Regions from separate parts of the Homo sapiens genome. Here region 2 is linked to region 1. A link is a contact called in ENCODE Hi-C or POLR2A ChIA-PET data. All regions are on one chromosome and are shown on one strand. Each heading gives the region's core, a stretch centred on a gene start or an enhancer-like site at or near the end of the contact. The rest is flanking DNA. Distances are from core to core; before and after follow the strand shown.

Region 1 (3,507 bases), core at 68-2,567:
CACAGTGGCACACACCTATAATCCCAGCACTTTGGGAGGCCGAGGTGGGCAGATCACTTGAGGTCAGGAGTTTGAGATCAGCCTGGCCAAATGGCAAAACCCAGTCTCTACTAAAACTACAAAAAAATTAGCCGAGCATGGTGGCGCACACCTGTAATTCCAGCTAGTTGGGAGGCTGAGGCAGGAGAACCACTTAAACCCGGGAGGCAGAGGTCGCAGTGAGCCAAGATCATGCCACTGCACTTTAGCCTGGGTGACAGAGCAAGATTCCATCTCAAAAACAAACAAACAAACAAACCTCTAAGAAACAACAACAAAATGCTATCACTTAAACAAAGTGTTTTCACTTAACCTCTCATATTTTGATTGTAAGACATTGCCTGATTTCACAGATGTTAAAGAGTGAAAAAAATGTGCACCTTAGACTTGAGACATAATAGTGGACTTTCACAGTCCTTTCCAGATCTAACCTTTTATTACTTCCTTGAGGCTATTCAGTGACATGTCAGACCCTCCTTTTGCTTGACCTTGAGCTGCCCTGTTGGAAAAAAAGTGAATCAAGTTCAACATTGCTTCTAAATTGCCCTGGGATAGCGATACTAGCTCCATTTCCAGTAAATAGCAACTCTGTTCTCTGTCCCTCTTGCCTGGAAACAGGTAGCTCTTCCTCATAAGTCAGGGCTTGGCAAACTTTCTCTATATAGGGTCAGATAGTAAATAGTTTAGGCTTTGCAAGCTACATAGCCTCTACCAGACTCTGCTCAATTCTGCTGCAGGAATCATAAAGCAGCCACAGATAATATGTAAACAAATAAATAGGGCTGTGTTCCAATAAAACATCATTCGTGGACACTGAAATTTGAATTTCACATCATTCTCACTTCATGAAATATTATTCTTCTTTTGACTTTTTTCCAACCATGCAAAAATGTAAAACACAAAACAATACTTAGCTTGAGGGCAGCATGAAAGTAGGCAGTGAACTGGATTTAGTCCTTGGACTGTAATTTGCTGACCTCAATCTTAGGCAGTCCGTGGCTACAATAGCAAGTTCTGTTAATTTCAGTATGCCTCAGCCTCCTCAACGGTAATATGGAGATTGTAATAGCACCCTCTCTTGAAGATTTGTCATGTTAATTAGATGAATTAATGCATATAAATCACTTAGGACAGTTCCTGGCACACAGTAGGCACCAATATGTGATAGCTATTGCTGCTGCTGTTGCTGCTGCTGCTATTAATTTCACAGTGCTCCCCCCGCCTCCATACCTAGTGTCCACCCTTTGGACTGGGCAGCCCAGCTTTCCCTGTAATGAGGAAGCATGTGCTGCCCTCTTCTGGCAGGCAGAGGAATCGTCGCCAGAGCCAGCTGATGTGATTTATTCAAGGCCTGTGGATTCGAAAGGGTCTTCCTATACAAAGATTCAGTTTTATCTAAGCCAAAGCTTAGACGGTTCAAACAAGGCTAGGTCTTCTTCAAGGCTCAAAGCCACCTTCCATTATCTGTCCCCCACACCAAGGGAAGGGCATGTCCACCAGGCCTGACGGATCTACCATAGGAGGTCCCTGGCTGCCCCTCCCAATGACAACTACCCCCAAATGCTTCTTTCTCCCTTTCCTCTTCTCCTTCTACAATCTCGAGTCTTTACATTTACGAACTTCCTTGACCTAAAATAAAAAAGTGCTTGAAAGGATTCAGAGCGGCCTGGGAGGGCTGTTAGCCTAGAACTAACAAGCCCCTTATTATCAAAGGCCCTGTGCTTTCCCCCAGGCGTCATGAAAGCCACTGCTGCTGGGGGGTAGGTGGGGAGGAGGGTGAGGGACAGTGAAGTGGGGCATTTTTTCCAGATTCCCAGGATGTGGTGAGCCACGTTTAAAAAAGAGTGTGTATATTTATTATTCCAAGCCACTTCAATCATAAGGCGCTTCATGCCTTCTCCCCTTCCTCCCTCCCAGCCCCCAGCCCCCGTGTCACAGTGGCCCTGTCTGGAGGGCCTGGCCATCCAGGGGATGGATGCGGCACCCCCCTTCTCATTCTGCCTTGTGCTCTGCCACAGGCCTGATGAGAAAGCTAAGGCCGTGTGTAAAAAGCAGCAGGAATGTGAAACCTAATTACCCTGTAGCATGCTCAGAAACAGAGTCACTTAGGTGGCCGTGGGGCTCCATGTCTACTCTGTTGGAAGCAGTTCTTTTGGAGGACAGTTGGGTCCCAGGAAGACCGCTGCAGAGGCCTGGGAGCCCCACGGTGGGCTGTTATCAGGCCATCTTGGTGAAGGCTCCTGGGTGGTCAGGCCGACCTCCACAGCAATGCGGATAACATGTGACCGTCTCACCACTTCCTCATAAAGCAGCCATTGCTGTCTCCTTTCAAAAACGCCTCTGGTCACAAAGGGACCCTTCAGGCTGCCTTCCTTGGCAACCCCTGTGTGCAAATAGCCAACTAGGGGTATTTTGTTTGTTGGTTTGTTGGGTTAAAGTTTTGCTTTGACTAGCATTCTTGTAAGGAAAAACAAATAACCTAGGCTCGGTGGGACCCACCTCGGAGGTCTGGTGGGCTCTGCACTTGCATGTCCTCGTCTCCTCCCTCATGGAGGGTCCTTGGGGCTGAGGGCAGGAGGGAGAGGAGTGGGCAAATGCTTCCTCTGGTCCCTCCCATGAGCTGCCTGAGGGATTCCTCCAGAGGGTCTTTGATTTGGTTCATTATTGAGGTGGATGCTTCCAATTTATAATTTAACAAATCTTGCTCCTGAAACGAATCCTTGGGCAGTTGTAAGGAAGGCGGTTGGTGGTGGCGTGGCCTGTTGAATGGGGCAGGCATGGGGAGAAGGGGGTGGGGAGAGCTGGGCCCTGCGTGGGTGGGCGCATTCATTAGTGGAATTTTGCTGTGTGGGCTCCTGGACTGGAGTAGAGCGGAGACCACCAACACCATTCCATGTGGTGGAATTTCCCGCTGTCTGACCAGAATGAGTTCTCCTGGCCTGGCCTGGATGCAGATCAAGACCTGGGGAATAAAGGAACGTTAAATAACTGATTTGCACATGAGTTAAATGTTCTTTCACCTCTTCCTACCGTTACCTCATCCTATGCAACCAACACCTCTTGTCTTTGTGCAGTCTACACATAGGAACCAAATACGTTTCTCAATCTCTCTCTCTCTACACACACACACACACACACACACACACTTATGCACTTCGTGTGTGTTCTGATGTTCTTATGTACTGGCAAAGGCCATCACATACCTCCTTAGACAGGCTCATTTCAATTAATCTAAAAGAAAGTGCTTACATGCAAAATTATATTCATGATGGGACACAATATATTCATGATGGGACACAATATCCCACTAAGCACAGGATATGCAGACCACAGAAGTACAATAGTGTGTCCATGGGTGTGTGTGTCTACATTTCATTGTGTGTGTGTAGGTTGAAAGTATCACAGTTGGTTTATACAATTACTACATTCATAACCCCTTGTCTGTGGTTAGGACGTAGCTTTGAGGAA
Region 2 (3,602 bases), core at 383-2,882, 1.1 Mb before region 1:
TCTTGTAAATTTGTTTGAGTTATTTGTAGATTCTGGATATTAGCCCTTTGTCTGATGGGTAGATTGCAAAAATTTTCTCCCATTCTGCCTGTTCACTCTGATGGTAGTTTCTTTTGCTGTGCAGAAGCTCTTTAGTTTAATTAGATCCCATTTGTGTATTTTGGCTTTTGTTGCCATTGCTTTTGGTGTTTTAGTCATGAAGTCCTTGCCCATGTCTATGTCCTGAGTGGTATTGCCTAGGTTTTCTTCTAGGGTTTTTATGGTTTTAGGTCTAACATTTAAGTCTTTAATCCATCTTGAATTAATTTTTGTATAAGGTGTAAGGAAGGGATCCAGTTTCAACTTTCCACATATGGCTAGCCAGTTTTCCCAGCACCATTTATTAAATAGGGAATCCTTTCTCCATTGCTTGTTTTTGTCAGGTTTGTCAAAGATCAGATGGTTGTAGATGTGTGGTGTTATTTCTGAGGGCTCTGTTCTGTTCCATTGGTCTATATATCTGTTTTGGTACCAGTACCATGCTGTTTTGGTTACTGTAGCCTTGTAGTACAGTTTGAAGTCAGGTAGCATGATTCCTCCAGCTTTGTTCTTTTTGTTTAGGATTGTCTCGGCAATGTGGGCTCATTTTGGTTCCACATGAACTTTAAAGAAGTTTTTTCCAATTCTGTGAAGAAAGTCATTGGTAGCTTGATGGGGATGGCATTGAATCTATAAATTACCTTGGGCAGTATGGCCATTTTCACGATATTCATTCTTCCTATCCATTAGCATGGAATGCTCTTCCAGTTGTTTGTGTCCTCTTTTATTTCATTGAGCAGTGGTTTGTAGTTCTCCTTGAAGAGGTCCTTCACGTCCCTTGTAAGTTGGATTCCTAGGTATTTTATTCTCTTTGCAGCAATTGTGAATGGGAGTTCACTCGTGATTTGGCTCTCTGTTTTCTGTTAATGGTGTATAGGAATGCTTGTGATTTTTGCACATTGATTTTGTATCCTGAGATTTTGCTGAAGTTGCTTATCAGCTTAAGGAGATTTTTGGCTGAGACGATGGGGTTTTCTAAATATACAATCATGTCATCTGCAAACAGGGACAATTTGACTTCCTCTTTTCCTAATTGAATACATTTTACTTTTTTCTCTTGCCTGATTGCCCTGGCCAGAATTTCCAATACTACGTTGAATAGGAGGGGTGAGAGAGGGCATCCTTGTCTTGTGCCGGTTTTCAAAGGGAATGCTTCCAGTTTTTGCCCATTCAGTATGATATTGGCTGTGGGTTTGTCATAAATAGCTCTTATTATTTTGAGATACATTCTGTCAATACCTAGCCATCTTGCGACAACCTCAAGTGGTTCTTCTGTGGAAAGACAATCTGCATTTTATAAGAAGGCAGTAGGCCTATACTGTACTTACCCTTATCAAACTTCAGGGGGCAGTCCAGACCAAGAAATAAATCCTGGACAACTTCCTTAAACCTTAAATACACCTGAAATTCACTCTTGAATTTGAGGGTGCAAAAGGCGTTTTAATCTCACCACTCTAATTAAGGGCAATCTGCATTGTTGCTGCTTTGGTTTGTATAATAAAGGAGATTAGGGATCTGTAACTGTAATAGCTCTGTTTCCTGATGGCAAACAATGCCTCTGTTTCCTGGATTTATGCCCAAGTGTGCTGGTAAACACTGAAGACTGCTTTAAGCAAAGCGGGAAGTAGCCATGGGTGTCACGGAATTTTTATCTGCTAGAAAAACAGTGTTTTTGTTTATTATTATTATTATTTGAGTCGTATCAATGGGTTATACCTTGGATACCTTGGGCAAAACAGAGTTAATTCAAATATGTGGTTTGAAAAATAGATTAGAAATATTCTGTGCTTTTTGGATTCATTTCTTACTTTGGGAAGGAATAGTCTGGAAAATTTTATATAGGTTTGTCAGCCTAGAGCCCCACTTCCGTGGATGAATTACATAAAACTGTTTACAGATTCCACTTTGTACCCAAGGTCTTAGGGTGGAGGGAACAAAATAAAACAAACAAACATAAAACAGTGACTTGAATGCAGTACAGAGATTTGCGAGGTCCCCAGGGATTGGCCTGGAACGCTCAGGGCTGCTTTGCAGTTAACTCCTCAGCCTTCACCACTGTGGCGTGGGCTCACCTTAGCAAGCTCCCCTCCCTTGTTCGGAAAGCCTCCCCACTGACCTCACCTCAGGAAGCAGCAACAGATTATATTTTATCCATAGATGTGTATCCCTTTTGGAGAGAAATTGTACACTGGGGCTGTCTTTTAACAGAATAACATTCTTAACACCACGCCATGAGGTAATTTTTCCATATCCTTTATCTGAGAGTCTCCTGCTAACCTGGGCAAAGTGGAGGAGGGGTGAGACTGGAGAAAAGAACTAAAAGAGGTGATGGGGAAGAGTCCCCCTAGTTCACTGATTACCATGAATTCTCCCATAGGGGGTCCACATTTCACCTGGCTTGATCTTAACCAAATGTGCCCAGTTGTATTTCCTTGATTGGCTCCTGTGGGGGAATGGGGAGATTTTTCTGTGGGACAGGGAGTCTTTGGGAGACTTGGGGTCTAGCTTCTTCCTGTTGTCTCCTTGTATTTCAGTTTCCCATCTGTAAAACCACAGATCCACATTCATCTGATAAGCTTAAAGGTCTCTTCTATCTCTGACTTTCTATAATTCTGGGTCTCTTCATGAGTATCACGCTGGGAGAAGAGAAATTTATCACTGAAGAATAGCAGCCCAAATGGGTTTGGCAAGACTTTATCTTGCTGGGTAGAAATTGTAGATAAAACATTGCCAACAGCTACATTATGCCAACCAAATGGGAGGCAACGCCCCTTTGGAATTCTGACCTGATGTTCGAAACCAGAGCAAAGGAGTTCCTCAGTGTGATGTGCTGCCAAGGGACACATTGGATTTGTGGATAAGGTTTCCTAGTTCTTAGATCTCAGCCATATCCCTGAACACGGATGGGCAAGGCAGCTTTGAATTCCATGACAACATGCTGCTGGGCACTGCCAAGGATAATTCTTCACAGCATGAAAGCTTTGCCTGGCACTGGTGATAATGTGACTCTCTCTTCCTGAGGTAGTCTGGGCAGGAGAGCCAGCCCTATCTGTCTTCTACTTCACCACATTGTGGGAAATGTTATGCAGCCACCCCTTCCCCAACAACTAATTTAAAAAGGGTGAAATAAAAAAGTCACATTCGTGGAATCACTTCTATCATCTATGCTGATAATTGTTTACATATGAAAGTCTGCAACAATATGAATTTCTCATAGCCTGCTTTCTCTTAGACCAGAGAATGGTTCTCAGGAGTATCCCCAGCGGGCAGCATCAGTGTCACCTAGAACTTATTGGAAATGCCAATTCTTGGACTTCTCCCCAGACCTTCTGAATTAGAAACTCCAGAGCAGAGCCCCAGGGACCTGTTATTTTAGCAAGCTCTTTGGTGACTCTGGTGCACACTCAAATTTGGGAACCACTGAGATAGGGAATGTTAGAGACCAAGGGCTGGAGGTTAGGATCAGCAGAATTGTGAAGCTGGAGAGTAGGGGATGGGGGTGAGAACTTGTTTCCATTTTATTT

What was found. Hi-C counts contacts between places; a loop is a spot of excess contacts on that map. ChIA-PET counts read pairs that join two places held with the same protein, here RNA polymerase II (POLR2A). Pooled maps may share reads with other maps.
Region 2: a map of mammary epithelial cell shows a loop between it and region 1 (31-fold over the local background). The contact joins two enhancer-like sites. A Hi-C loop is called at or near these places in 2 of 168 maps with a recorded cell type or tissue (HCT116 and mammary epithelial cell) and 6 of 50 pooled maps. POLR2A ChIA-PET finds 5 or more read pairs at or near these places in 1 of 52 experiments (PC-9).

Annotation. Positions count from the first base shown.
Region 1 is chr6:45,928,446-45,931,952 of GRCh38, reverse strand. All of the region lies in intron 4 of CLIC5 (chloride intracellular channel 5), which reads left to right. Among named protein-coding and RNA genes, the nearest start is that of CLIC5, 86 kb to the left of the region's middle. Within about 2 kb of position 1,317, at least 4 of the 41 ENCODE cell types and tissues checked have a DNase peak (open chromatin) inside an H3K27ac peak, as active enhancers do.
Region 2 is chr6:46,988,933-46,992,534 of GRCh38, reverse strand. No RefSeq gene overlaps it. Among named protein-coding and RNA genes, the nearest start is that of ADGRF1, 52 kb to the left of the region's middle. Within about 2 kb of position 1,632, at least 8 of the 41 ENCODE cell types and tissues checked have a DNase peak (open chromatin) inside an H3K27ac peak, as active enhancers do.